Linked DNA regions of Homo sapiens: region 1 is linked to region 2. Evidence: chromatin loops called from intact Hi-C (ENCODE). Cell type or tissue: mammary epithelial cell. All regions are shown on one strand. Each heading gives the region's core, and the rest is flanking DNA. Links, peaks and the distances in the headings are about the cores only.

Region 1 (16,637 bases), core at 8,494-12,493, 79 kb before region 2:
ACTTAGTTTGTTGAGGGTTTTTATCATGATAGATGTTGAATTTTATCAAATGTTTTTTCTATATCTGTTGAAATGACCATGGCTTTCATCCTTGATTCTATTAATTTAATGTATCAAATTTATTGATTTGCATATGTTGAACCATCCTTGCATTCCTAGGATTAATTCCAATGGGTCATGGTTTTAAATTCAGTTTGCTAGTATTTTGTTGAAGATTTTTGCATCTATATTCATCAGGGATACTGACCTGTAGCTTTCTTTTGTGTGTATGTGTCCTTGTCTGGCTTTGGTATCACAGTAGTGCTTGCACCATAGAATGAGTTTGGAAATATTCTCTCCTCTTTATTTTTTGGAATAGTTTGAGTAGAATTGGTATTAGTTACTCTTTAAGTGTTTGGTACAATCCAGCAGTGAAGCCATCAGGTACTCGACTTTTCTTTGATGGGAGACTTTTTATTACTGCTTCTCGTTAACAGAATTCTTGGTTGAGAAACTCAGAGTACAGGAAATTTTCTTGAATTGTATCAATTACAATTTTCTGTCTTTGATATTTCTGTTTTCCATTTCTGTAACTTGTACTATTCAGGTATTAGATCTTCTGGGATGATACTATGATTTTCTTACCTTTGCTTTTTTATTTTACAAATCTTTATATTTTTATTATAATTTCTAGAATATTTGCTTATTTTACCATACTTTATTGAGATGTTCATTTTTATAACATATTACTAATATCTAGCAACCCATTTTCTCCTCTGAATGTTCCATGTTGATATCATATAATTATTATTTCATGGATGTTTTTGCCTCCCTTTTATCTTTCTCAGGTTATAAATGCTATATATTCTTTTAAGTTTTCTTTTTCATGAATAATTTCTATTTCCTTCAATTTCCTTTTTTTCTATTTGCCTAGTCTCTTTTTTTCATATCAGAAGAATCCTTCAATGTGTGGCAATCCTTGGTTGTCTTCTCACAATTAAGAGGAACTAAAATACTTTGAAAGTTCTGAGTAAATGAATAGGGTTTACTGACTTGGATCTGGTTGAACTGTTTTTTAGAAAGATAAAAGCCCATTATGCAATGATTGGAAAAAGGAAAAAGAAAAAGTAGAAAATGTGTATTATTTAGGAGATATGGAATATTCTTTAGTTTTCTAAGCCATTTCATTGAGGTATAATTGACATATCAAAAAACTATTTATATTTAATGTATACAACTCAATGACTTTAGAGATAAGTATACACCATAAAACCATCACAACAATCTATATCAAAAATATACCTATCACTACCAAAACTTTCCTCTTACCTTCTTTATTTATTATTATTTTTTTGAGGTGAAGTCTTGCTCTATCGCCCAGGCTAGAGTGCAGTGGAGTGATCTCGGCTCACTGCAACCTCCGCCTCCTGGGTTCAAGCAATTCTCCTGCCTCAGCCTCCTCAGTAGCTCAGATTACAGGCATGGACCACAACACCCGACTATTTATTGCATTTTTAGTAGCAACAGAGGTTTCACCATGTTGGCCAGGCTGGTCTTGAACTCCTAACTTCAAATGATCCCCCCACTTCAGCCTTCCAAAGTGCTGGGATTACAGGCATGTGCCACTGTGTCCAGCCAATTATTTTTTGTGTGTGATCAGAACACTTAACATCTGTCATCTTAGCAAATGTTTAGGTATACAATGCAATGTTGTTAACTATAGGCTTCATGTTGGACAGATCTCTAGGACTTATTCATCTTATATAACTAAAGCTTTGTACCCTTTGACTAATACTTCCTCATTTCTCCTTTCTCCAGACCCTGGTAACCACCGTACTACTCTCTGCTTCTTTGGGTTTGACTATTTTAGATTCCTCATGTATGTGCTATCATGTAGTTGAAATATTACTTAATATACACTATTAAGTGAAAAATATGTGTAGTAAAACATATGTGCATGCCACCATTTATATAAAAAGTGAAGAGACAGAGATGGGATAGAAATTTTTCTCCATATGGCCGGGCGTAGTGGCTCACACCTGTAATTCCAGCACTTTGGGAAGCCAAGGCAGCTGGTCACCTGAATCAGGAGTTTGAGACCAGCCTGGTCAACATGGTGAAACCCCATCTCTACCAAAAAATACAAAAATTAGCCAGGCATGGTGGTGCATGTCTGTAGTCCCAACTACTGGGGAGGCTGAGGTGGGAGAATTGCTTGAACCGGGGACACAGAAGTTGCAGTGAGCCGAGATCGCGCCACTGCACTCCAGCCTAGGTGACAGAGTGAGACCCTGTCTCAAAAAAAAAAAAAAAAAAAAAAAAAAATGAAACCTCTCCATAACACTTTTGCACATTTTATATTTTGATTATGTGAATATCTTACTTAAGAAATAAATTATTATTTTTTATATCATAAGCATTTCTAGGTGTGGATATCTTGTCAATGATTTTGTGTAAAATGCTATAAATGTTTTCAATTTATATATCCATATTTATTTTTAGCTGAGAAAACTTTCTCCCATTATATCATTGATTACTGGTTTATTTTCTAATTATTGTAATCCTTCCAAAAGTAACAAATACTTAAGTTAAATAATAATTTTTTTCTGATATTTCTTCTATGTTGCCTTAGCCCATTCAAGCTGCTGTAACAGAATGCCTTAGATTAGGTAGCTTATAAACAACATAAATTTATTTCTCAAAGTTCTGGAAGCTGGAAACTCTGAGATCAAAGAGTCAACAAATTTGGTGTCTGGTGAGGGCCAGCTTCCTGATTCACAGATGGTTGTTTTCTCCCTGTGTCCTCGCATGGTGAAAGGGGCAAGAGAGCTCTCTAGCATCCTTTTATAAGGGCACCAATCCCATCCATGAGGGCTCCATCCTCATGACCTAATCGAGCCCCAAAGACTTCACCCCTAATACCATCACACTGGGGATTGGGCTTCAACATATGAATTTAGGGAAGACACAAACATTCAGTATAGCACCTTTCCTTGTCTTCCCCAAATTTATTTTTTCTTACCTTTTATATAACCTTTTCATTCTCATCCATTGTATTTTTGTTTCAGACAGTTCTTTGTTGGGTTTTTTGCACCCAACACAGAGTTGTGCATGAAGAGGAAAATAGCTGAGCTTATCAGTATAAAACAAGGCAGCTATAACCTGCCCATCAAGAATGGAATATTACTGTGATCATTGAATGGCTTGGAACCAGTCAGCACATGGCAGAACAGCCAATGGATAAATGCTGACCAGACTGTGCAGGACATGTGTTCAACAATAACATGGGGCAGCAACCAAGACATAGTAAAGAGCCAAAGGGCAGCAGGTACTCCTCACTCTCTCTCCCAAACCCTGACCCATGCAGGGTACCTCTCAGGGATCTTAGATTGTTGATTGTGTGGGAGCGGAGGGCTCAGGAGCAAAATAGAGGGCTTTTTGCCAACACAGACATGTGGTGACTCTATGACTATATTGGATAATATCGATAATATAATTTTGAATCATTTGTGAGGTTTTCCATAATATTAATCTAAATCCATCCTGTTGCTGCGTAAGCACATTTGATGCTAATTTTTTTTCTTTTATTTCAGGAAATGGGCATAGCCTACATCCCATAAATATAACTCTTATCTCTGTATAACCTTTTGAATTGGTGTCACAACCAGTGATACTCAGACTGCTTTATTGAACTGGAATATTTTACAAAATAAATAAGCACGTTTGAATGGCTTTGGTCATGGTCCACACTCTCTAGCCCAAACATAAGCTCACCTGCTCTTACTCTTACAATGAGACTGATTCAGACATTTGTGTTGTCTGTTGTTCCTTGTAGACTTTTGAGTTTGCCAACTCTGCTTTAGAATTCTCAAAGTCATTTTATATTTGTGATTTCCTTTGCTCTTCACAACAGCCCCAACACAGGGCTATATTACCTACTATCATTCTCCCTGTTCAGATCAGAAAATGTGGGCTCTAAGGGGTTAATTGGCTTGCTGAAAGTTACCACACAACTAGTAAATGGCAGGTGTAGAGTCAGTATCTTTTTACTATAAAATACTGCCTTTTTTTTTTTTCTTTGAGACGGAGTTTCTCTCTTGTTGCCCAGGCTGGAGTGCAATGGTATGATCTTGGCTCACTGCAACCTCCACCTCCCAGGTTCAAGCAATTCTCCTGTCTCAGCCTCCTGAGAAGCTGGGATTACAGGTGCCTGCCACTATTCCCGGTTAATTTTTGTTATTTTTAGTAGAGACGGGGTTTCGCCATATTGACCAGGCTGGTCTCGAACTCCTGACCTCAGGTGATCTGCCTGCCTCGGCCTCCCAAAGTGCTGGGATTATAGGCATGAGCCACTATGCCCGGCCCAAAATACTGCCTCTCTAAATAGATGCAGAGTAAATGTATTCCACTCATCTTGTTGTCAGTTGCTTTAAGTTTTTATACATTGTTTTTAGAATCTTAAAAGGCATATTAAATGATAGAGCGATTGTGAGAGAAAAAGAGCATTATTATGATTGTTCACTTAATGTTTTCAATGAAGTCAAATCACATACTGTGAATAGCTTGTGGCAGTGTCCTAGGCAAACACATTATGAGAACTATAATAATGATGTATTCATATCTTAATTACTCAAGCATGTGTTCTTTGTGAACAGATTCCCAATTTTAGCCAGTATCTTCACTTATCTTTAAGTAACAAGTGTAGCTGCCTACATTCACAGCAAAGCAGATAGAGAAGAGAAGGTCGGGGAAGGAATCGGAGAAGACACCGAAAAGCCTTTTGACATTCTGAGAGCTAAGTTACCTCTAGAAAGGCCACCTCCAAAGACTTCAGTGTTCAGAGCCCAGGATCACAGTACATGGCTGTTCTTTATTGTCACTAAATGAAGTCAAAACTGCTCCCTTTGTTGAGATGACTTAATTCTGAAATCCAGGCCCATTCAAGAATCTGTAAAATGCTTTTTTTATAAAATGTGCTTTGAAAGACTTAACCGCTGCAAACTAATAAGCAATTTTGTTTGAAAAGTTATGTTCTGAAGCATCAGTGTAGCACACTGGATGAGGGGAAGGCTTTGGAGTAGTGTACCCCAATGGAGAGGAGTTATTTATTACTGACATTGTTTGGAAGTGCTGGTACATGTCCATAATGAAAAGTAGACTGGCTTTCAGTTGGTTTAAGTTCTCTACAGACATTGCAACCCCTTATTGCCTGCACCCAGGGTGAACTACTCCCATCCCCTCACATTCTGCTGCAAAAGAAGAACTATACTTTGACTAAATTCTAGGCACTATGAGCAGCATCTTGAATTCTTAATAATGATGACAAGTACCAATGAAAATATGGCTCTTATGGAACTTATGATCATAGAAATTCAGCTTGAAAACCAGCGAATTAAAGCTTTAATTCATTAAAATATTAAAACTATTGTCACCTAAACAAGCTTCATGAGAAAAAGGTAAAATATTCTGATCGATTTAATTTTTTTAATTATTTAAATGTTTGAAATTTCTGTATTAGGGTCTATGAAATGGAGGAGATGAAAACCATATAGTGCTGGTCTTGAGGGAATTTTATGAGGCCATTTTGATGAAAGAGATTATGCTTATTATGAAAGAGGCCTTACTATACCACAAAAAGATAGAGCCTTTAAGCATTTGAGAAAATCTGGAAGCTTCCTGAAGAAACACCAGTATAAAAATCTCTTAATAGTACATACATAATTTACCACCAATACAATTAGGTTTAAATCATTTCCTTTTCCATTACTTGGACTAGGTGTGTATATATGTGGCGGGAAACAGGGAGAACTAGAAATGGAGAGCACATGCATAAAAATTGACCTGATCAATTAGTAGTATATGGATATAATGAAGTAGAGAAAACTTTTTGGAGAAAGAAGCAGTTGAATTCATTGAATTATACTACAAATAAATAAAAAAGAGTGTTTTGCTCCTGAATCAAATGTCTAGTCATAAAATGAATCAAATATTAGTATTCAAAAATAAAGATACCTGTAATTGAAGTTGTACATAAAGGTCAAATTTGAAAGTTAAACATGACATTTCTCAGTACGAACTTATCTTTATCACTGCACCACTCTTTCAAGAAGCATTTATAAAAATGTGACTATTTAAACAATATGGAAAATAAATCTACTAATATCTTAACAGAATTTATGCTTCCCAGAATAGAATTCTTGTCACCATACTTTGAGATACGGAAAGACTTGCCTTGAAAAAAATTGAACTTGTGTTCCACGAATGGATGAAACAATAAGTAGCAACCAAAATCAGTAAAGGAGATTCAACTCTCAGGATAAATATATGCAAACCTAAGCAGAGAAACTTTACTAAAATAGAAAGAGAATTTGACCAGCACTGGGGAATTTTATAGCCTGTCTCAGCATTGTCAATCACAAAGTTTGCTGTAGTACAATCTAAGTGTTTTCAGTTCTTTATGAGTCCTACAGTTGCCTATTGCAATGACGTTTAGGGTGGGGTGGGCATAGAGTAGTTTTACAGCAATAAAACCACTTGTTGAAATCTGCTCATTCCTTGCTTATTTTTTTACTGCTCTCCAACACTGACTCAAATTTACAAGCACTCACTTAGATCTCTTAAACCTGTTCAGGAAAAGATTAACTTTAAACACAGACACTGTAATATATGTGTAATACACACATCTGCTGGAAGCCATCTTTGTGCTTCTCATAGAGTTGGCAACATCCCATTTCTATCATAGGAAAGGAAACACATTTAAATGTGATAAAAATTCCTTAGGTATTTATAATATAAACTTGGAAAACGGATGTGGTGTATTACTTCTAAATAGTATTAGAATTTGTTAGAATTATGATATGTTTCCAAAAAACAGTATTTTACTTTTGTGAAGGAAAAAATAGAGATGAAATGGGTTATAGAACACTTTAATAATTAATTCTCTATGAGCATTTTACAGAAAAGACAAAAAAATCTTCCTAGCTTCAAAAAAGACCACATTTAAATCATTCAACATAGAATGAATTCTCTTCCAGAAACAGTACTTGAGCAACTAATATACATATTGCACAAAGCTGGATGCTACAAAGCAGTGCTTCCCAAACTGCACTTCTACTCCTAACAACAGAGTAGAGGGAATTACCTCCACTGAATTGGAGGGGATTATCTCCATGGAATTGGAGGGGATAGATCTACTTTCCAGAGGCAGGATAGCGTAGGTTATGCTGCAATAAGAAACATCCCCAATATTTGCATAAAATAGAAAAACTCTGCTCACTCCCACTTCATGTTCATTACAAGATGACTGGGGAATCTGTTTTATGTCACCCACACTCCAATATCCAACCTGATGGAGAATCCACTATCTGAAATATTGCAAGTCACTTTGGCAAAAAGAAGTGAGCTCTGGAAAGCCTCACACCAGCAATTAAATAATCTGCTCACAAATCATTAGCCAGAACTAGGCATGCAAGTTTAGGGGCCAAGAAGTGTAATCTATCCATGTGCCCAGAAAGAGAAGAGTGCTAGATCTCAGTAGGTGCCACATATCTACTCTAATTATTTTACCTTAAAATTATTCAGATTTTTCACTCTACTTCATACAAATCCATTATTATAAAAATAAAGTTTTAAATTACCACCAAGCAAAACTGACAAGTAAAATAAATTTTTATTCTATGTCACTAGGTACATACAGTGGTAAAATCATGAAGGACCTTTTCAGATATGCAAACAGTTTTGCACTTGATCTTGAGGGTAATAAATAGCTATTGAAGCAGCAGGAAGATCACTTGAGCCCAGGAGTTTGAGACCAGCTTGGGCAACATAGCAAGATCCTGTCTCTATTTTTTAAATTAAAAATAAAAAGAAGATTGTACAACCAGATTGGTTGGAAGTAGATGGATTTGAGAAATATTAAAGTCAAATTGAAAAAATTTGGTGATAGATTATGGAAGTTAAGAAAATGAGAATCTAGCATGTTTTCAAGTGTGCTGGTAAGCTAGGTAGATAGATGGCATAACCATTCCCTGAGAAGGGAATAAAACTGATTTAAGAAGGAGAGATGAAGAGTTCCATTTTGGGGATTACAGTTAGAGGGTAAACAGCCAGGCACAGTGGCTCATGCCTATAAATCCCAGCACTTTGGGAGGCCAAGGCAGGCGGATCACTTGACTCCAGGAGTTTGAGAGCAGCCTAGTCAACATGATGAAACCCCGTCTCTACTAAAAATACAAAAAAATGAGCCAGGCATGGTGGCAGGCACCTGTAGTCCCCACTACTTGGGAGGCTGAGGCAGGAGAATTGCTTGAACCCAGGAGGCAGAGGCTGCAGTGAGCCGAGATCACACCATTGCAATCCAGCTTGAGCAACAGAATGATACACGGTCTCAAAAAAATAAATTAATAAATAAGAAATACGTAGTAAATGTATACATGTTTAGATACCAAAAAAACCCTTGGAAAGCTGCTCTGCCCCATTATAAGTTCATACAGTTTAAGTGGGACTGACCAAACCCATCAGGCCAGCTAGAGTTACCCATCCTCCTGGTAAAGGAGTGAACATGTGCCCCAAGCTGAGTCAATCAGAGCTTTCCCTGGGATTTTTTCCCCCAAGTTCTTTTAAGAAAGAGGCTTAGACTTTTCACTACAATCCCATTTGAAGAGATGATACAAACCTATATCTCCTGGTAGCTAACATTACCACAACATGAGAAGAGGATGCCTAAGATTGAACCCACTCAGAGAAAAATAAAGACAAGATGCTTAATGACAATCTAAATTCCTGGGTTCAGCTATGTCTACCCACTTACATAAAGCAATAGATTCCTATTTTTGTTTAAGCTACACTGAATCAACATTCTGTCACTTGCAACTCAAAACAAAACAAAACAAAACAAACAAACAAAAAAACTAAACCAAAAAAAAAAAAAAAAAACGACTAAGCCTTCATGGGCTGGGAATCCCAAAAGTAGTCAGCCAGAAGTCACTTGAAGCACTTGCAGCTTTTGGAACAAACAGAGCAACTAGCAGGACTGGAAAGAGGGAATTCCACTGGGGGAATATTCAACTCAATCTTTAAGCTTTGTCTTGATTCTAAGTCTATGAAAATGTACTTAACATTCTCCTAGAAAGGTTATTTCCTCCTCCCTTCTTCTTTATGATGAAAGGACTTTAACATCACTCTTTCATTATATGTTCTCCAATTAAGGAATATTTTTATTGAGCTACTTAGTAGCTTTATCCTTGGGTTATGGGTGAACAGGGAAGAGAGTTAAGGAGATACCGTTCAGAATTGAAAGCACACTAGCGTAGCACTAATATTAAAGAACAAAAAATAACTTCAAGTTGCTTGGCAATAATTTCCTCCTCTTCTTCATAAGATGTTCTATTAGTTCCAGTTAACTTAGATAAGGTTAACCCAAGTATGGGCTGATGAATGAAATGTAAGGTTTGCATGGGCATTTGGAATCAAAAGATCTAAAAGGATGTTGCTAACACCAGATGTACTAGCAGGCACAGTTCTAACCATAGGATTCTTGTTGGGAAACTGTAGAGCAGTTCCCATCACATTTAGCCCATATCAGAGACTAAACACCTTCCCCTTCTGATAACGTGTGTATGAGATGCCTCCTTTCTGAGGTCTGAGTCTCTGTTTGAGTCATCTTTGCGTCTCTTTTCTCTTTTCTTCCAATAATCTTCCTCCCTGGTGTCTAGTACAAAGTTTTGCCTGCAATAAGCACTAAATAAATATCTACCAAGAGCATTAAAATGTAAAAATCAGAATTTTCTGGAATACCCACAATCAAATGTGCTTATCAGAAAAAGAAATCACACAGATGTTTTTGTAACAAGCAGAACCCAAATTAGTCTTTCACGATTTCTGCTGATCATATTAGAATCACCATTTCTGCTGATCCTATTAGAATCACCTCTACTTAAAAAAAAAAAAAAGCCTCAAAATATCACTGGCTTTTTTCCACATAAGCAATATTTAAACAAGAAACAAGCTTGGAAGGGGAATAAGAGGCTTTAGCAGTAGATGAATCTTTATCACAAACTATTTCCTCCACGTGAATCGTCCTGCTGGCATTCCCTGGGAATTAACGTTTGCTGCTGCTTGTTACCTGAAGTGTTGCATGAATAAGAAGTATGCATGATAGAGCTTCATGTATTCACTCAGCCCACAGGAAACGTGAGCATGCAGCATCCTCTGATTCAGCAGAGAAGTGCCAGGTCACCCACCTACTACAGAGGGACACAGTCGCTGACTCAGAAAACTCATGCTCATCACAGGAAAAAGAAGCAAGTAAGCACCAAATAAGCAAGGCCTAAATTAATCACTCTCCGTTCAATATATCTGGGTATATTTGAGTCACAACTTTCTGACAAGCCTATGAGATTTTTTAGAAAAAAGATGCAGGTAACTACGAATGCTGGCAAAGCAAAGCGTGTGAACGTCAGAGTAGTTGAAAGCATTTCTGCTTTAGCAAGTTATTTCTTTCCGTATCATCTGGTCAACCTCTGAAACCAGAGTGATATTCTCTCTTCATGTCCCTTTAATCTTTTTGTGGAGTGGTTAAAAAAAAGAAGAAGGAGGAGGAGCTAGGCATGGTGGCTCACGCCTGTAATCCTAACATTTTGGGAGACCAAGGCAGGAGGATCGCTTGAGCCCAGAAGTTTGAGATGAGCCTGGGCAACATAGCAAGACCCTATCTCTTAAAAAAAAATTAGCCAAGTATGGTGGTGCACACCTGTAGTCTCAGATACTTGGGAGGCTGAGGTGGGGGAACAGCTTGAGCCCAGGAGGCTAAGACTGCAGTGAGCTGTGATTGTGCCACTGCACTCCAGCCTGGGTGACAGAGCAAGGCTCTATGTCAAAAATAAAAATAAAAAATAAAAGGAGAAGGAGGAAGAGGAGAATTGTAGTTGTGGTAATTGGAATAGGAAGAAGGAGGAGAATGAGAACAAGGAGGAGAAATTAATATACCTTCCTTTTGCCAAAATAAAGGAGTTTTTGTGAAGCTCTTTGTATTATTATTGCATATTGATATTCCATATATAGACATACACTCATGCCCATTTTTAACATTTTTGTTGCATTAAAATATGGCTCCAAGTGTAGTCTGTCTGTAGATGAACTACAGAAGCTATCTAAATGCTGAAAGAACACCATCACCATGGATGCTGTTCAGTGTGGTGGTTAAGAAGTCTCACTTCAGAATTAGATACTCCTAGGTGACTTCTAACAGAACCATCACCACTTACTAGATACACGAATTTAGCCTTAAAATGCTCAGTTTCCTCATTTGTTCATCAGAACTAATAACGTCTATCTTATTGAATGTATTAAAGGTCAGAAGAGATAATGTCTGTAAAAAGATTGGCAAGGATTTAAGTAACCAATAAATGATAGCCATTATTATCACTATGAAAACTGTATGAGTGTTGACTATGACTTCAGATAAGCAAGATTAGCAAAATTCTGTACACTTAGAAACAGATTATTCTATCTTTCTTTTCTTCCACCTTTCTAGCCTGTCAAAGCCAAGCTCTGGAAAACTGAATGGCCTGCAAGAGCTGTTTAGTGTGTATAATTGCTTTCATTATTGTAATTATTTACAGTACTGGTAGCTTCACACTTGCATTACTAATAAACCTTTCAAAGTGTACTGGCATTTGGGTTGGTTATGAAGGTTCAAAACCTTACAAGTTTCCATAGTGATCCCAAAATATTCAGAAACCGTAAACTACTTTGAAAAATAAAAAACATCATAGAGAAGTACACATTAGTATCCTGAAAAAAAGAACATTCTTTGCCACAACAGTAACATCAATTCAGAAATGTTTCCTTAGACCTGGAAGCAACTTAATGTAATTTGAAGCCAGGGGATAACTGGTGTTTAGAGAGTTCCAGAATAGGATGTGGTCAAGACCCCCTTCCCTGCCCGTATGGAGATCTTACAATAATATTTAACTGAGCCCTTGCTATACATCTACCCCTAATCTAAGTGCTTTACATTTATTTGATCCTCTTAGCCACTCCATGAAATAAGTACTATCTTTATGTTCATTTTATGGATGAGAAAACTGAGGCACAGAAAGATTGATTTGTTTGCCCAAGGTTACACAGCTAGTAAGTGGATCAGTCAGTATTCAAGCCTGGTAGTGTTAAACACTATGTTCCTGGGATGTTTTATCATCTATAACCACTGGTGAAAGTTGTAAATGTTAAGGACAACTTGGAATTGCCATACTATATTGTTAAAAACCTACAGTTACTGTGAATCACTAGGCAAAAATATACTAATGTTGGGAAGAAAACCTTTTCCTCTACCACTTGGGTCCAGTGCTTGGGGGCCTGCAAATTAACTGGAAATAGATTAACAGGAGAAAAGACAAGGTTTATTTACATGTGCATGTGGGAGTTGCTCAGCAATGAGTAACTCACAGAATAATGCAGAGTAAAGATTTTTGTATATCAACTTAAGGATGGTTTTGGCCAGGCCCAGTGGCTCATGCCTGTAATCTCAGCACTTTGGGAGGCCAAGGTGGGTGGATCACCTGAGGTCAGGAGTTTGAGACCAGCCTGTCCAACATGGTGAAACCCTGTCTCTACTAAAAATACAAAAACATTAGCTGGGCATGGTGGCGGGCTCTGTCATCCCAGCGACTCAGGAGGCTGAGGCAGGAGAATCACTTGAACCAAGGAGGCAGAAGTTGCAGTCAGCCGAGATCACGCCATTGCACTCCAGCCTGGGTGACAAGAGTGAAACTCCATCTCAAAAAAAAAAAAATAATAATAATAAAATAATCTTTATACCAACTGTGAGAGTCTGAGTGAATTCCCCCACTAATAGAGTCATTTGTTAGGTGGGGAACAAGGATAGCGCAGATACATTGCATTTAAACTAAATTCAAATTAGCTTCAAATAATCTGCACCAGTAATTAGTTCCTAGTTACTGTGCTTGAAAGTCATTTTTAGATCAAACATTCTCTGTCTACAAGCAATAGCATAGTAGTGTACTTCTCATTAAAGGTAGTGCTTGGCCCATAGAAGATGTTAAATAAATATTTATCGAATGAGCAAAAGAATCATTGTAAATATTCAACTGTCTTATGCTGATATAAATACATGGCAGGTTTATATATATTGGTTGCTATCACTTATTTGAAATATTAATTTGTTTTATTTGTAAATAAACATCATAACTATTATAGTGAGAATTACAACTTGAAGTTTATTAAGTAACTATGTTCTTACATATTGGATCAGAGATTAGTATTAGCCAACCATTTTCAAACACCCATAGTTAAAATCTCACTGGCATGGTTAATGATAAGCTACAACAAGACCGGCAGTGTATGCTGGGCCTTGGACAAACTTCAGAGTAGATGAACTCCACTGTATTAGTCAGGGATCTTCAGAGAAACAGGACTGAGATAGGTAGGTAGGTAGGTAGATAGATATATAAATAGAGAAACAGATACAGAACTGAGATAGAGAGGTAGGTAGGTAGGTAAATAGCTAGATGACAGATAGATAGATAGATAGATAGATAGATAGATAGATAGATAGAGATTTATTACAAGGTATTGACTCATATAATTAAGGAAGCTGAGAAGTCCCACAATCCTCCCCAATTAAGGAAGGAAGAGGAAAGCCAGTGGTGTGGTTTGAAGGCCTGAGAGCCAGAGAGCTGATAGTGTCAATTCCAGTCTGAGTCTGAAGGCCTGAAAACCAGGAACACTGATGGCAGGAAAAATCAATGTCCCTGTTCAAGCAGTGAGACAAAGGGAGACAACCTTCCTTTGCCTTTTGTTCTCTTCAGGCCTTTAATGAATTGGATGATGCCCATCTACCTTGGGAAGGGCCATCAGCCTTATTCAATCCACAAATTCAAATGCTAATTTCTTCCAGAAACACCATCAGAGAAATAGTTTCATCAGACATCTGGGTACCACATAGCCTGGGCAAGTTGATACGTAAAATTAACCACTGTATCCACCAAACCATGCTCATTCACACCTCAGTGTCCTTAGGCCCTCTCCTCAATTTTTTTTCTCCTCCCTACCCTGACATTATTTATTCAACGAACAGCAAGAGTGGAAACTAGTACCACCCCTAGAAGCATATATTTTAGCAGACTTCAAAACTTAACCTAGAAGAAGGGAGCTCCTTCAAAAGTATTTTATTCATTCTTACTCCAACTCGACAAATATTTGTTAAGCAGTTACCATGGCACAGATATCACTCCAGATGCTAGGAATACAGCCAGCCCTCTGTATCTGTGGGTTCTGCATTTGTGGATTCAACCAACCACAGACCAAAAATATTTATTTTAATTGGATGGTTGTGTCTGTACTGAACATATACTGAACATACTTAGACTTTTTTTCTTGTCATTATTCCCTAAACAATACAATATAACCACTATTTATGTAGCATTTACATTGTATTTGGTGTTATAAGTAATCTAGAGGTGATTTAAAGCATATGGGAGGATGTGCACAGGTTATATACAAATACGACACCATTTTATATCAGGGACTTGAGCCTTCACAGATTTTGGTATCCAACAGTGTCTTAGAACCAATTCCCCTTGGATACCTACAAATGACTGCACATTGCAGAGCATAAAACTGACACACACACAAATCCCTGCCCTTACGGAGTTTACATTCTAGTGTGCATTTCAGCCAATTGTCAGTCATCTGAAAAATACTTTACAGTACAAAGAAACATCAAAATGTCCAGAAATAACTGAAAACTATGAATCTACAGAGCATCTTTGGGAGAATGTAAATCTAGACTTTGAAAGCCAACCAAATGGGGTTCAAATCCTACCTTACCACCTACTGGGTTTGAGACTGTCTTAGGCAAACTGCTGATTTTTCTCTTCAGTAAAAACAGTACCACTCCTTTAGCATGCAATTATTGAAATAATTGAAAGAATAATGTGTATATATATTCTGAGGGCATAATTTCAGCCTCCTAAGGTTGAATTGCAGTCTGTGTAATACCATTCTGTGAATAAAAATAATCACTAAAGATTGTAGTATGATTTACTACTTATATGGTATGCTTATATTTATTATAATTTTTGTTGGAATGTCTGATCCAGTATTTTGAAATCTCCTTTAGCCTCAGAAAATGAAAGATTTTTTTAATTCACCGGATTCATTTGCAAAAATCAACTGAGCACTTAACAAGTACACTAGGCACTAGATACACAAGGATTTAAATAAAACAGAAATAGAACCAGTTCTCCTGAGCTTACTCTGTAATTGGTGACAAAAACGATAAATAAGTAAACATTTAAATAAACTTATAATTGCAAATTGTAATTTTATCATCAAGTTCAAAAACAGCCCTCCTCACTGGCCCTTGTCCTCCCTTTTGGTCTCCTTTGAAGCTTTTCTCTAACAATATCTCCTCTGTTATTTCATGAACCTGTCTGTTTCTACTTAATCCTTTCTCTCAGTATAAAAGCAGACTGAAGCCTCTCATCCTGAAGCAACAGCAATGGCACTGTCCCAGGATCATGTGCCCTCTGCTAATGGATAATGCCTTATTTTCTCCTTATCTTTTGCAGCCAAACTTCATGGTCTGCACTTCTGTTAGCATGTGTTATCATAGGCCGTCTCCTACTCCTTGCAGGTAATGCCACACATTCCTGCCCTTCTACTGCACTTGACTCTGTGGGCCATTCTCTCCCATTCAAAATTCCTCTTTGGCTTCAGTGATGCCATGCTTTTCTGACTTTGGCCTCTCTCAATTTGCCTAGCCGATTCTTTGTTTTCTTCTCTACCGTTACGTTTCTCAGGAGTCTTTCATTGATCCATTTCTCTGCTCCTCTACATACATTCTCCCAAGAAGTGAGCTTCTATTCTTAGGGTTTCACTGCATTTAACATGTCTTTATTAGCTGGTCCCTTCACTGCAATGATCCATCCTCAGACTTTCCTCAGGTAGCTACTATTGTATTCTTCAAAACTATTTCAAGGATGATATCTGCCAGAAAAGTTCTTCTTGAAGGTTCTAGTCTCCATTAAATGGATTTTATCCCAAATCCTGTAACATTCAGGGTATTTCCTAGCTCTTTCATCTTAGAAACAAGCAAATAAACACATTCCCTTGACCCTATATCTTCCTTGAGTTACAGTTCCATAGCTCTGCTTCTTTTCTAAGAACTAAGAAAAGAACTAAGGTGACCAGAGGTACCAGTTTCCCCAGAACACTCCTGTTTTATACCTGTTGTCCTGGTATAGTGTCTGGTTTAGCATTTGTCCCAGGTTTTTTCACTCTTTAGAATGAGGTAATATTACTATAGTAATAGATACATTGAAATAAGTGGGAATGGCTGTGATCAACCTCTCATTTTGTACTTTAAGCAACTGTCATAGGCCCAGCTTATAGTGTGTGAGCCAGATGCTCAGTGAACAGAATTCTCATTTTAACATTTTGTAAAACCTGAAAGCAGCTGTAACTCATCTCTTTTTCCTTGACTCTTTTGTCAAGGAATGGAAGTACAACCTTGCCTTCAGGAACGATATACCATTTGCTGGCTGGTAGAACAAAGACGCTCACACATGAGTAGCTGAGGACAACTAACTCCTTCTCCTTCCAAGTGCAGCTGCTGCCCTGCTAGGCTTTGCTGC
Region 2 (15,880 bases), core at 1-4,000:
ATGCATATGTGCCCAGACAGATTACTGTATGAAGAGACAGCCATCTGCAAGCCAGGGAGAGGGGCCTCCTGGAAACCAACCCTGCTAGCACCATGATCTAGGACTTTGAGCCTCTAGAGCTATGAGATAATAAAGTTCTGTTGTTTAAGCCACCCAGTGTACAGTATTTTGTTATGGCAGCCCTAGCCAACTAAAACATATGGGAACTTACAAGAAACTTGTAAAGAACTTGTAAACTCTCAGGGCTCATCCAGAATCAGAAACTACTGGGGATGAGGCCCAGTAATCTGTATTCTAACAAACTCCGAGAGAGATTCTAATGCACTGCTAAATTTGAGAACCACTGCTCAAGAATATTATGGCTCAAGAACAGAGGGAGTTAAAGTAAATAATATTTTTTACTTTTACCCAGAGTTGTCATATTCTTTTTTAAAGAATTCTTTGTGGCTCATTCCTGTAATCCCAGCACTTTGGAAGGCCAAGGCAAGAGGATCGCTTGAGCCCAGAAGTTTGAGACCAGCCTGGGCAACGTGGCAAGACCCCGTCTCTACAAAAATAAATAAAAATTAGCTGGGCATGGTGGTGAGCACCTGTAGTCCCAGCTACTCAGGAGGCTGAGGCAGGAGGATCACTTGAGCCTGGGAGGTCAAGGCTACAGTGAGCTGTGATTGTACCAGTGTGCTCCAGCCTGGGTGACAGAGACCCTGTCTCAAAAAAAAAAATAAAAATAAAAAAGAAAGAAAGAAAGAAAAAGGAATCCTTTAAGCAGAAGTAGGCAGTAAGAGTGTCTTAATCAGCTTCAGTTTTCATTAAAATTAACTCTGGTAATAACATCAGTATCAACAAAAGCATTCATTATGTATGTGGCTACTGGCCCTCATACTACAGACCAGTAGTTCCCAAATTTTAGGATGCCAAAAAAACACTTAGAGAGGTTTTTAAAAATGCAGTTTACAACACTTCGATTCTACTGGTCAGCGTGGTGTCCAGGACTTAAACATCTTTAACAAATATCATTTAACCCTGATGCAGATGTTAGTAAACCACAAATTACTTTTCTCTTATTCATTCAAGGAGTAGAAAGAATAGAACTGCTCTCTGGATAAGTTGAAGCAGTTAAGAGATCAAGTAAGGAAATCCGAATGGCTCAGAAAGAATCTTCAAAATGCTATTTCATTTAAGCCTTAGTCTTCTCAAACGACCTTTTTCTCCATCTACTCCAGGTGATGATAATTGCAGGGACTCTGTAAAGCCAGTCATTCATCCTGGGAATAGTGACTTCAGAGGCTGAAATTTTAGGTAACAGGTTCTGACTCATGTTCCTCAAATTCTCCCACTACTTTCAGATGTCACAATTTTTGGTTCTAGTTGCATCTGAAGAAGCCACATCAAGGCAGGTCACTACTGGTAACACCAAACAAATTTGATTTTTTTGGATTTCAATCCTAGACCACTTCCTGTTCTCCAAATAAGGAGAATCTGTCATCTTCCTTAGTACTCTACTGCAATAAGATACAAAATTTCACTCTTTCATTCACTGCCATCATACTACATAACACTAGAGGGAATGCTCCATTTTACCACAAACCAAATCTAAAGCATATGCTCAAATATAGAATTAAGGCATGCAACATTTGGGGCTAAATAAATATCACTTATATTGAAGATATTTTGAAATATCATGTACTCTCCACATGGCTATAGGTAAATCAGTAAAAAAAATTCGTTAATAACTTAAATAGACAAGCAGATCCAGGCTGGGTGTGGTGGTTCACGTCTGTAATTCCAGCACTTTGCGAGGCTGAGGTGGGTGGATCACTTGAGGTCAGGAGTTTGAGACCAGCCTGGCCAAGATGGTGAAACCCCGTCTCTACTAAAAATACAAAAATTAGCCGGGTGTGGTGGTGGATACCTGTAATCCCAGCTACTCGGGAGGGCAAAGCAGGAGAATCGCTTGAACCTGGGAGGCAGAGGCTTCAGTGAGCTGAGATCGCACCACTGCCTGGGCAACAGAGCAAGACTCCATCTAAAAAAACAAAACAAAAAAAACAAGACGACCCAATCTTTTATTGGTAACAGTTCAATTCTATTTCGTCTCTCCTAAGCAGTGAATTCTAGTTACTTACTCAGTTTTTCAGATCTTATAGTCAAAATACTATTGTTGAAACATTTAATCATTTTAAAACTTCCTTTCTATAACCACCCTCCCACAGATGAAGTTTCTATTCAAAACTTCCAATGTTACAACGCAGAAGCTACTAAGGCAGGAGAATCACTCCCTGATCTCCATGGAATATGAGCCACGGGCCTTCCTTCCTGAGAAAAAGAGGCTTCCAATGGCCCAAATAGCCAGGTGTGGTGGTGATAGTGGTGCATTTTTTTGCGACCTGTGTGAATCCAACGCAGAAACCTGAAATAAAATATTAAATATTAACAAAAACTAACTTGAAGTTTTTAAGGAGTTTGGGTTAGTTTAGACAAGTAGATAAAAATGATGAAATCGGCTCAGAAACAAACAAGAGGATTAAAATTACATAGGAGAAGAAAAGAGAAGCCAATGAGGACTATGATTCACCCAGTTTACGGCTTTATTAAAAGTCTCTTTGTTGAAAACCAGAGCTGGCCTTTTTGAAAACCCCACAGGTTTCATCTTCAACCATGCTCTGCGGTTAAGGGAGAAACACATGAAACTGCATTATGGGCACCCATGCTGGGTGGAGTCATTGTGAAGCCAAGTCTCACAGCCGGTGGCTGGGCCTCATGTAATGAACTTGACCCTTAAACCACACAAGGATAACCCTTTTTTTCTATCTCTCTGTGTCCCTCTGCAACTCTCCCTGTCAGCCCTCCCTGCCCCTTCTGAAGGACATGCCACCTCTCCACGGTCCTGGTCCCATTTTGAGTAGCTGATTCTCTCACTTCGCCTGGGTGCCACTGGGCTTCCTACTGACTCTGTTCAGGGGAGCTTGCAGGTCCACGCCCTGCAAAAGGAGGAGGTTTGTGGGTGCTTGAACACCTGTTCACTGGGACTGCTAAAGTCCCTTCCAATCTAGTTTCCATGAGGAATACTTATTCTTCCTATTATGATGACTTTGACTTTACTCCTTGAGAAATAATGACCCTAGCCTTATCTTATCACAGTACACTCACCTTTTCCTGGCCTGGCTTCTTCGTGACAAAGGGTCTCACACTAACAGACAACACCTCTGCTTGAGCCATCCCAATGAGTGACACCGTTGTCACTTACTACCTTCCTACTGTCAAGTTTCTTCCTGGACTTTGAGGGTGAAGAGATATCTATGAAACACCTAGAATTCCAGAGGGAGCCACTTCCCTTACCATTGAAAAGCCAGCCATCTATTCTGGAATAGGAGTCCCGCAGCAGTAGACCTGGTGAAGGGCTTGACCTGACTGCTGGTAACAGGAGGACTGCTGCTCCCTAGGCAGGGAGGAAGAGGTGAGGGTAGCACTGCCACCTCTTGGAGACTTAGGTGGCCCCGAGAAGTCCTCACATAAGACATTGTGTTATCATAAAGTGGATGAAGAAAGACTGCTAGACCAGGCTGAAGAAGAAAAAGCATGATAAATCAGAAAATAATGATGCTAGGCCGGGCACAGTGGCTCATGCCTGTAATCCCAGCACTTTAGGAGACTGAGGCGGGTGGATCACCTGAGGTCAGGAGTTCGAGACCCACCTGGCCAACATGGTGAAACTCCATCTCTACTAAAAACACAAAAATTAGCCAGGTGTGATGGTGCACACCTGTAATCCCAGCTACTCAGGAGGCTGAGACAGGAAAATTGCTTGAACCTGGGAGGCAGAGGTTGCAATGAGCCGAGATTGTGCCACTGCACTCTAGCAGCCTGAGTGACAGAGTGAGACTCTGTCTCAAAAAAAAAAAGAGAAGAAAAGAATGATTGATTGAATGAGTTGAATGAGTATGACTATAAAAGGTCTAGAGTGAACAAAATAAAAGGCAAATCTTTTTTGTAATTATTTTTTTTGAAACAGGGTCTCTGTCACTCATGCTGGACCAGTGGTGAAATCACGGTTCACTGTGGCCTCAACCTCCCTGGCTCAAGGATTCCAGCACCTCCGCTTCCATAGTAGCTGGAACTATGGGCATGCACCACCACACCTGGATTTTTTTTTTTTTTTTTAAGTAGTAAAGATCTGGGACACCCTGTGTTGCCCAGGCTGGTCTCAAACCCCTGAGCTCAAGCGATCTTCCTGCCTCAGCATCCCAAAGTGCTGGAATTGAGCCACTGCACCCAGCTTAAAAGGCAAATCTATTGGGTGTTGCTTAAACAATCCTATTTAATTTATTCCACCAGTCAATCAATATGTATTAAGCACCGAGAATCAGTTCAGTGCTAGATGGTGAATCAGATAATAACAGTCCTGGCTCCCATGGGGATTATAGTGTTGGGAGAAAGAGACATTTAAAAATAATTATCCATGTACTTATACAACATTAAGTAGGAAAAGTGCAAGGTGCTATGCGCATGTGTAGCCTCAGTCATGGCCTGGGGAGGGGGCAAGGAAGGTGTCCCTGAGGAAGTGATGCTTCTACAAATGGGAAGCAGAAGGAGGCACTTAGCAGGTGTGGAGGGCGCAGGGGAGGAGCCTGTGGGAGGCTCTAAGAAGGAAGCAGGCTGGTGTGTTCTAGCAATTACAGCAAGGCCAGTGCTCTGTGGAGGGGTGAGCCAGAGAGACAGGGCCCTGCAGAAGAGACGAGCAGGAGAGACAGATAACCCTGGCCTCCCTTGCAGGACTCATGATGACTTAAGTCTTTACCCTAAAGATAATGGGAAGCCCGTCCAGATTCCAGCAGAGTGACTCCAGACTTGACCTCTAGTGCTGCTGTGTGGGGAAAAGGATTGCAGAGGGACACAGGTGGATGAGGGAAAACTCATTACAAGTAATTCCAGTGAGAGGTGAAGCTAGGTGGCTTGGGCTGGGAAAATGACTCTAGACTGATTCAAGAAACACTAGGTGCAAATGCAACCCAGATCATGTGCTTCCTCGCTTTCAGAACCATTCAATCAGTGGCTTTCCATCACGCTAGAATAAACATTCAAACTCCTTATCACAAGACACAGACCCTCGGATGATCTGGCCCCTGCATATCTCTCCAGCTTTACCGATACTGCTCCCCCACTGCTCACCACACTGTAGCAGTAGCCCATCGCTTGTTTCATTTCTTGAATTCTCCAAGTACCTTCCCTGTTATCCTTGTGGGGATTATAGTATTAGGAGAAACAGACAAGTTTGTTTGTTTGTTTTGAGACAGAGTTTCACTGTTGTTGCCCCAGGCTGGAGTGCAATGGTGCGATCTCAGCTCACTGCAACCTCTGCCTCCTGGGTTCAAGCGATGCTCCTGCCTCAGCCTCATGAGTAGCTGGGATTGCAGGCATGCGCCACCATGCCCGGCTAATTTTGTATTTTTAATAGAGTGGGGTTTCTCCATGTTGGTCAGGCTGGTCTCAAACTCCCAACTTCAGGTGATCCGCCAGCTTCGGCCTCCCAAAGTGCTGGGATTACAGGCATGAGCCCGGCCGAGACAGACATTAAAAATAATTATCCAAGTACCTACACCACACTAAGGAGGAAAACTGCAGGATGCTATGAGCGTGTGTAACTGCAGCCATGACCTGGGGAGGGGGCAAGGAAAGTGTCCCCAAGGAAGTGACGCTTCTACAAACTGGAAGCAGAAGGAAGCACTCCATGCATTTGTCTTCCACGTTTTCTCAAGGATGCATCCTCACTATTGATGTCCCACAATCTCATGTCCTCAAGGAGGTCACCTCTGTCCTCCATGTCCAAAGTACCCCCTTATCCCCTCTGTTCTCTGTTTCATTTATTCATTCATTCTATACCTATTTATTAAGCACCTACTATGTATGAAGCACTGGAAGATACATAGGTGAAAATAACAGTCTCTATTCTGGGAATCCTTCCTTGCCTGTACCAGGTGAAAAAAATTTCTGCCCTTAACAGGGTTTACATTCTAATAGAGGGGATGGCAGAGGGAGTGCACTTTAAAAACTGCAAACTTAAGGCCAGGTGAAGTAGTTCACACCTATAATCCAAGCACTTTGAGAGACTGAGATGGGAGGATTGCTTGAGTCCAGGAGTTCAAGACCAGCCTGGGCAACATAGCAAGACCCGCCCCCCGCCATCTCTACCAAAAAAAAAATTAATTAGCAGGCGTGGTTGTGCATACCTGCAGTCCCAGCTATTCAGGATGCTGAGGCAGGAGGATCGCTTGACCCCAGGAGTTTAAGGTTGCAGTGAGCTGTGATAGCACCACGGCACTCCAGCCTGGGTGACAGAGCAAGAGCCTGTCTCAAAACAAAACAAAACAAAAAAATGCAAACTTAATGTGTAAATTATAAATAGACTATGGGTACGTTAGAAGGTCAAAGGAGCTATGAACATAAGGGAGAAGGGGAAATGGGAGAGGCAGAATGGAGTGAGCTGTAATTTGAAACAGGAAAAATAGGGTAAGCTTCCTTAAAAAGAGGACACTGAGCAAAGACTTGATAGAAATGATAGTTACCCCCAAGTTGGCTTCCCTCACAGCATTTATTACAATTTCTAATGATCTATTGGTTTCTTTGTTTGGGTTTTGTCTACCTCCCTCACCCCACCTCACACACAATGGAATGTAAGTTCCATCAGGGCAGGGGCTATTGTGTGTCCTGTTCATTCTTGTATTCTTAGACCTTGGTGCAAACATTCTGTGTTAGAATGAGTCAATACATGAAAGAAGCAATGGTTAAAGTGTTCTCTCACTAGCTTCCATGCATTACTAAAAATACCGAGCAAGTGAAATCAAGGTGCTTGGTCAGAACCAACGCTGATGATTGATTGTCCCGGGTGCCCAGTATTTCTTTGGCACAGAATCATGGTAGCAAAGGCTTTTGTCTGCCTGCACATATTCTCCTTCTTCATCTTTCTGCTAACAAATTCTTCTTTGTTGTGGGAATCCTTCCTTACCTCCACCAGGTGAACATACTCCTTAGATTGGCCAAAGTTTTTCACTACTATGGCTACAAGAATGGACCCTAGCATGGGTATGTGGCCCAAACAGGGCTGGTGAGGAACTCCAGAAGCTGCACGGGATTCATAGGGGAAAGGCTCTCTTTTTTTTCCCTGGGAGTCCTCTTTACAAACAATGCAACCCGCCTGCTCTTCATTCTCTGCCTGAGAATGAACTCAATGCAGAAGATAACAGTGGCAAAAGAAGAACAAGAGAGATGGATTTATAATTGTCTGATATGAACTCCTGAATCCATTCTTTCCCAAAGCCAAGTTCACGCTTTTTTTTTTTTTTTTTTTTTGAGACAGAGTCTTGCTCTGTTGCCCAGGCTGGAGTGCAGTGATGCAATCTCGGCTCACTGAAACCTCTGCCTTCCGGGTTCAAGTGATTCTCCTGCCTCAGCGTCCCGAGTAGCCAGGACTATAGGCATGCGCCACGATGCCCGGCCTCTATTTTTAGTAGAGATGGGGTTTCACCATGTTGGCCAGGCTGGTCTCAAACTCCTGACCTCAAGTGATCTGCCTGCCTCGGCTTCCCAAAGTGCTGGGATTACAGGCCACTGCACCTGGCCCAAGTTCACACTTTGAACTTCTCAGCTAGGTGGGAACTTAGAGTCTTTATCAAATAAATAAAGTTGCCACTTACAACTAGAATCTTTATTAAATATATCTATCAACCAAAAGTTTAAGAAGATATAATCAGGAAACTAAGAGGGTATTTTTTTTTCTTCTTTAAACTATTCATCTTCTAATGAAACAAGTAAGTGCTGAGTTAACATCTGATGGCCTGGTTATAATGTGATCATGATGAATTCTGTACAAAATAAAGATCTGTGCATTCAATGCATTCTATTGTCTACTGTTCCCCAGTTCTGTGTTAGGAGCTGGGTATAGAATGTGGTGTGACAGACAAATCTTTGTCCTTGTTTGGCGAATATAAACAGTAATAAATTTCATGTGAGATGGTAGAAATGAAGCAGCTCCAGATGTACTGGCAGCTGAAGTAGGGAGCCCAGCCTAGCCAGCAGGGATCAGAGGGGGTGCTCAGGGGACCCCTCAAGGGGAAGGGATGGCCTAATGCAAGATCTGACTGAACTATTACTAGGATTTTCTCAGAGGAAGGCAGAGGAAAGTGGGTGGGGGAAGGGTTTTAGTCGGAGAGAAGGGCATCTCAAAGACATAGAGCCAGGAGGATCTTAGGTCAGTGGTGTTCATGTGTGATGATAACTGCAGAGTCTTGGGGAACATCACAGAACCACACAGACCTTGTAAAGGTCACATATTCAAGCTGCAGCATCTACACCTGGTTACACTTCACCTTGTCAAATCACACACTCACAATTTTATCCCACATTCTATCTTTTCCCATTTTTTTATTAAACATATATAATTAGGATGGGTCACTTATGAAGAATAGTATTTAGTAGTCTCATCACAGAATAATACAAATGAACACATTTCTATCAAAAGCTGTAAATGGCCAGGCACAGTGACTCACAGCTGTAATCCCAGCACTTTGGGAGGCCGAGGTGGGCAGGTCACTTGAGGTCAGGAGTTCAAGACCAGCCTGGCCAACATGGCGAAACCCCTTCTCTACTAAAAATACAAAAACTAGCCAGGCATGGTGGTGCGTGTCTGTAGTCCCAGCTACTCAGGAGGCTGAGGCAGGACAATCTCTTGAACCTGGAAAGCGGAGGTTGCAGTGAACCGAGATCATGTCACTGCACTCCAGCCAGGGTGACAGAGTGAGACCCTTTCTCAAAAGAAAAAAACAAAAATACAGATTCCTTGGTCCCATTCCTGACTTACTTAAAATCAGAATTTCTAGGGATGGGACTTTGGAATTTGTATTTTAAAAAAATAAATAAATAAAGCTGTAATGTCCTAACATACAAGCTGTGTTTATAACTTTATTGAAGTAATTCCTATATAATCTTTCTGAAGACAAGGCTTCAGCTGCATGGCATGTAATCTAAACTAGACAAAGGTTATACTTCCCACCCTCTATAGAAACTTACAATCATATATTCCAATAATAAGATTCTGTAGAGATGAAGTGGTTGTTTTGTATAACAAGATCGTATATCTTCCAGCTAGAATAAAATGAGGTTTTGAAAACAAAGTAATTACATTGTTAAATGGGACATAGAAAAGACATTTCGCCTCCTAAGAATGTTTGTTATGAATTTAAACAGAAAATATTTTTATGGGAACAGCAATAATAAGTTATGAACAATTCTATTTTGAAAAGTTTTTTTAATGAATCAATGTTTTTGCTTGCAAAGAACATTCTTCTAACTTGATATGTTAATGTTCTATAATATATCTTTTAGTTGAAATATTGCATCACTCACTACTTCTATTTTGCCTAGCAAAGGACAAATCATTTTAATTTTGTGCAAACCACACATCTGTTTTATATGAGAGATCACTATTTCTCACTTGCTAAAAATATATACAAGACAAAAACAGCCTCCCAAAAACTACCCGGCTACACATTTAGCCCTACTACAAACATTCTGTGGTCCTTGAATTGAGCAAATCACCAACTAAATTGGCAAATGTTAATATTGCTGTCTGCTTTTCATAGAAAGAAGTGCTCTGTTTCTGTTGGACACGTTTTCAGGAAAGTGAGGTAATCCTCAATTTTTCCCTAGGAAAGTAAGCCTGGGGCATGCTCAGAAGTGGCTTGGTGAGGCCATTGTTTGAAGGTAAAAGGAGGTGGTTAGTGGTATGATGAAACTGAGATAAGACTGAACGCAAAGGCAATCAGTAAGAATGTTCAAAGTCATTGACGTCAATTAGACTTTTACCGAAGAAATGACTATAGTATGTGGCCTCTGGATTAATAAATCATTATTGATCAAACAGCTCTTCCTTCCCCTTCTCACCACCTGGCCGTTCAAATAAAAAGTACCTTCTTCCTTATGCCCCAAGTCCAAAAAAAAAAAAAAAAAAAAAAAGGAAAGGGGAGTGTTTTAAAATACTTCCAATCTTTTCCTATACTGGTTGTAAAACATGATCTGAATGTCCTTCAATATCTACTTCTTGAAGGCAATCAAAAAATAAATTAAGTGAATTGACGGGATGTCTTTGCCAATGCTCACATTTCATGTCATATGTTTGTGATCACAATTATGCCGAAGACCAGTGCTCTCATTCCTTCCCTGAAGCTGTGGTTCCTCAAGTATGAAGGGAATGAGTTACATTCCTTGTAGGTTCTAGCCATTTCCCGTTTCTCAATTAAGAAACTTGCAGGTTACTGGGCCGGGCGCAGTGGCTCATGTCTGTAATCCCAGCACTGTAGGACGCCAAGGGAGGAGGACTGCTTGAGTCAATACTAGCCTGGGCAGCATAGTAAGACCTCATCTCTACAAAAGATAAAAAATTAACCAGGCATAGTGGCATACACCTGTGGTCCTAGCTACTCAGGAGGCTGAAGCAGGAGAACTGCTTGAGCCCAGGAGTTCGAGGCTGCAGTGAGCTGTGATTGTGCCACTGCAGTCCAGCCTACGCAACAGAGCAAGACCCTATCTCAAAAAAAGAAAAAAAAGAAAAGAAAAAGGAAAGAAAGAAACAGCGATTACTAACAACCTGGGCTTCTGGAACTTCCTGATCTTTCCCCTAGTACCTGACAGAGAAAGTAGCCCCCAAAGACATTAAATGAAAAGCGGGAAGAGCTGAGATCTTAGGAAAATCTTGGCTTAATGAAATCACTCTAGTATGCCAGAGATACATTGGAAAATATTTTGTTCTCTTTATCACTTATTCAGCAGCTTATTTGTTAATTATTTTGTAATTACTAATTAGTTCGTCCTCTCCCAATTTCACTTCACTGTTTTGCATTGACTAAGACGAGAAGATGCATTTTGTCTACTTTACATTAGTGAAACTGAGAGCCAAGAGATTTCACTGAAGTAGTCAATGCTATGACACTGGGGATGGAAGTAGCCCTAACCCCAATTCTGGTCATGCTTTCTATGTGGAATCTCTGAATTCATAATGGTAATACCTCATATTTACATAGCATTTTCATAGTTTCCAAATGCCTTCAGTGGGTTTGTCTTATTTAATCTGAACAATAGCCCCCTGAAAAATACAGCAGACACTATTCATTCCCATATTCGGAGGAGAAAAATGAGACTTCAGAGAGTCTATGTAAGAACCCAGATCTGGTTCCAAATCAAAAGATTTGAAGCTTTAGGTCTAAATAATGTCATGCCCTGAAAGAAAATTCAAATGAATCCACTTTTTGCCATCACCACAGCCCAAATTATGGCCCATATCATCATCATTTTGATTCTCACAGTTCTGACTTGTAATTACATCATCTCTTACATCGACTCTTTTTTTTTTTTTTTTTTTGAGACAGAGTCTCGCCCTGTCACCTAGGCTGAAATGCAGTGGTATGATCTTGGCTCACTGCAACGTCCGCCTCCCAGGTTCAAGTGATTCTCCTTCCCCAGCCTCCCGAGTAGCTGGGATTACAGGCGTGTGCCACTACACCCAGCTAATTTTTGTATTTTTAGTAGAGACGGGATTTCACTATGTTGGTCAGGCTGGTCTCGAACTCTTGATCTCGTAATCTGCCCTCCTCAGCCTCCCAAAGTGCTGGGATTACAGGCGTGAACCACCGCGCCCAGCCACATCGACTCTTACATAGTCATCTTTGACTCTTACAGTTCTGACATGATGCCCCTCCCTGTCTCCATTCTTCCCCTTAAGGCATGCACTGCCAGCTGATCTTTTGATGCTATTTGTCAGATCATATTACTGCCTTGCTTGGAACCCTCCAACAACTTCTTTCTTATTGCAGGTAGAATTAATCTAAGCTCCTCACCATGGCCTAAATGTCTTCCATGATCTACCTCCGGAGCACCTCTCCAATTTCAGGTGGTGCCTGCCGCATGGGTCCTCTCTGCTCTTGAGCACAGTAAACTAACTCATTCCACTTGAGAGCCAGTGCACGTGTTCTTCTGTTTGCCTAGAACATGAGTTCCTGGGTCCCAGGGCTCCTCATCATTCAGGCCAGTTCACATGTCATGTCCAGGCCTTCCTTGACTAAATCACTCTCCTTTACCCTATTACCTGGTAGGATTTCTTGATAGCATGGCTATCTGGAATTATCTTACTTGTTTATTTTCTCTTTCCCCTCTCCACACACATGTCCTATTTCCTAGTATCTTTTATTCCTAGCATCTTGACCTAGTATGTAATTGACATCCAATATAATCTTTTGAATGAATTTGTGAAAAACATATGGTATGCATTTTTATATCTATGCTATAGATGTACCTAACTATTTAATTGTATGGACACAAATCATGTATTTTATTAATTCCCAGCTTATGGACAATTGGGGTGTTTGTAATTTTTGCTACTATAAGCCACATAGAAACAGACAGCTTTGTTCTTACAACTTTGTGCATTTGTTCCATTCTGTAGGGTCAATAGGGACACAGGTTTTGAATCTTTTTTTTTTTTTTTTTTTTTTTTGAGATGGAGTCTCGCTCTGTCGCCCCAGGCTGGAATGCAGTGGTGCGATCTCAACTAACTGCAACTTCTGCCTCCCCCGTTCAAGCAATTCTCTTGCCTCACCCTCCCAAGTAGCTGGGAATACAGACACCCGCCACCACACCCAGCTAATCTTTTGTATTTTTAGTAGAGACAGGTTTTCACCATGTTAGCTAGGATGGTCTCGATCTCTTGACCTCATGATCCACCCGCCTCGGCCTCCCAAAGTGCTGGGATTACAGGTGTGAGCCACTGTGCTGGGCCAAGGTTTTGAGTTTTGACAGCTACTACCAAATAAGTAATATAGTTTTTCTTTTCAAATTGAATTCTTTCCTTCCTCTTCTAATATCGCCTATTAATACATACAAATAAGGCTTTCTTTATCAACAAAAATGATATATCAGCTTTCCATTTTATCATGTGGACAAAATTCCACAGTGTCAATTGATTTGTCACACGATTCCATGTCATGATCAGGAGTAATACATACATACTAAAAACTTTGTAAAACTTAACTTGTGAACTTTTTTATGAGAAATCGCTAAGCAAATTTACACATTTTCAATCGCCTATTGAGGCTCTAATTCTTCCTGGTTTTATTTTGCTGTGCCCAGTCATCTCTTAATAGTATTTAAATCACTTAGAAAGACTCTAGTCTGTAAATCTGATTTTTATTGCTTTTATAATTACCCCCCAAAATGACAGAAAAAGAAAAGAAACTGTAATACTTGAAGAATTAACAAAATTGACTGCATTATCTTGCCCAATTAACTCTTGTTTCTGAAGCCTGCGAGAACTCCTCAAGAGCTTTGTCAATCAGGTTTAAATCTCAGGTAAATCCAAATTCTCATTTAAAGTATTCAAAAGAAAATTAAGCATCAATATGGCCTCACACTTGCCCTGCTGGGAGAGCTGGCACTCTCCAATTTCAATTACTCAGTTTCTTTTCATGAAATGTGTTTTTAAATCTCAGGGGAATATAATCTTTTGTGGTTAGATTGATCTCACTTGTGAAGAAAGTTCTCTACAACTTTGCCGAGGTTGCTTGCTAGTGCCAAAACGACATTGCAACACCTTAACTCTCCTTCCCCTTAATGCAAGCCACCATTTGTTTTTTTGTTTTGTTTTGTTTTGAGACAGGGTATTGCTCTGTTGCCCAGGCTGGAGTGCAGTGGTCCCATCACAGCTCACTGCAGCCTCAACTTCCTGAGTTCAAACAATCCTCCCACCTCAGCCGCTCAAGTAGCTGGGACTACAGACATGTATACCAGGTCTGGCTAATTTTTTATTTTTTATAGAGATGAGATCTCACTATGTTACCCAGGCTGGTCTCAAACTCCTGGGTTCAAGTGATTCTCTCACCTGGGCCTCCCAAAATTCTGGGATTACAAGTGTGAGCCACCACACCCACAGACCGCCTTTTGATCACATGTTCATCATGCAAATGGATAAACAGCGCAATTTTGCACTGGTATTTGTGATATAAACATTATTGCTCACACTGAAAATTTGGAGTTAACCAAAGTTCCAATCAACTAGTTGTTTGCTCCTCCTTGAAACAGGTGGAAAAAAAAATAAAGACCAAGGTTTCAGTGCTAAATAGTTGGTTCCCATATGAGATATATTTTTGGTACTGAATTTTTTAAAATTTCTTGAAAAAACAGTTTTAGTCTTTTTTCTAAGTGACAGTTAATAAAACACAAATTCATATTACTAATAAGTAATTTAGTTATTTTTTAAATCTTCCTTTGGTATATCAGGGTCAAAATGTGATTGGTTGGTTGATTTCTTTGTTGTTTTTTCTAAATGTATATATTCTATACTAGAGGTACCCACTGAATTCAAATGGTTCTAAATTGCTGTGGTCTTTCCTAGTCATATGACTTGAACCTTAGTCTCTACTGTGAAGTGAAAACAAAATGGAAGTAAATGACCTCAAAACTGCCCCATGGGCCGGAAGCAGTGGCTCACGCCTGTAATCCCAGCTCTTTGGGAGGCTGAGGTGGGCAGATCACGAGGTCAGGATATCGAGACCATCCTGGCTAACATGGTGAAACCCCGTCTCTACTAAAAATACAAAAAATTAGCCAGTCGTGGTGGTGGGCGACTGTAGTCCCAGCTACTTGGGGGGCTGAGGCAGGAAAATTGCTCAAACCCAGGAGGCGGAGGCTGCAGTGAGCCGAGATCACGCCACTGCACTCCAGCCTGGTGATAGAGCGAGACTCTGTCTCAAAAAGGAAAACAAACAAACAAACAAACAAACAAACTTCCCCATGGCCAGGAGGGCTAACACTTGAGCAATCTCAGGAGCCCAGGACCAACCAGTGTTTAAAGACTTCCCCATGAGATGTGGGGCATTTGCCACAGCTGGGAAAGATGTGAGCTGAATTTCTCACTGTGATTCAGAACTTACTGGCCATTCCAGATTAGTACAAAAATTCAAAGGAACACGTCCTTTGAACATAAAAATCCCATCTTCCATTTGTAAAGAAAACCCCGAAATATGCTTTTTCTCTGCCATTAAAGTTCTGACTGTACTTAGAAAATGATCTTTACTCCTGGTCTATAGAGTTCTAGTTAAATTTTTAACAGTATCCCTAAAACACAAAAATTTGTATCTCTTATTTTGAAATCTTCTAAGAAAATCATTTTCATTCATTATGAAGGTGTTGGACTGGACACATGTAAAGTTCTTTCTTGCTCTAGTCTCTGCTGTTCCTTTGTGCTCATCCAATAAGCACTTACTAGGCATTTTTTGTGTACCAATAACATACAAGATGTCTTGAGATATTTAAAAGGATAAAGCCCTTGAGAAGCATACACTACCTGTTTTCACTCCAATTTTATTCCTACACACACAATGCAAGTATGTGCCTCTTAAACTTCCCCAGCCTTATCAGCTGTCAACCTTTCACCTAAAAGTTTTCAAACACATTTCCATTTTCCTGCGCCCAAGAACCCCTTATATCACTGAGTTCTAAGTCTTTATTTACTGCCAGAATTATATCAGAGAATCTTGACTCTTTCACTTTTGTTGCGAAACTTCAGGTTGACTCTTGAGGTAGGAAAATTACTGAGAACTTACCATTTGATCCTCATAATAGCACGGTGACCCTGGAGACACCAATCCAATGATTCAACACCACTGGGCGCTTTTTTCTGAACTTACAGTGCTCACAGAGATCACAGTCTAATGAGAGAGAGAGGCAGTTCAAATAAAATGGGAACAATAGGAGCTTTAGGAGCCAGAGGAGGAATCTCTGCTTCAGAGGGGATGCCACGATCTGGGGAGGCTTTTGGTGGAACAGGGCCCGAGCTGAG

The links. Peaks named below come from ENCODE experiments on the same cell type or tissue, not always from the same donor. Only the 100,000 strongest peaks of a DNase experiment are listed, where the experiment ranks them.
Region 1: it touches region 2 in a loop (11-fold over the local background); 1 of 110 quality-filtered maps calls a loop at or near these places.

Annotation. Positions count from the first base shown.
Region 1 is chr13:73,297,606-73,314,242 of GRCh38, reverse strand. No RefSeq gene overlaps it. Among named protein-coding and RNA genes, the nearest start is that of KLF5, 250 kb to the right of the region's middle. In mammary epithelial cell, for the core only: no CTCF peak of the experiment used is centred there; a DNase peak (open chromatin) is centred at 10,182; H3K27ac peaks cover 1,488 bases.
Region 2 is chr13:73,210,418-73,226,297 of GRCh38, reverse strand. No RefSeq gene overlaps it. Among named protein-coding and RNA genes, the nearest start is that of KLF5, 160 kb to the right of the region's middle. RefSeq lists an enhancer at 1,321-2,520. In mammary epithelial cell, for the core only: a CTCF peak has its summit at 1,557; DNase peaks (open chromatin) are centred at 1,347 and 2,657.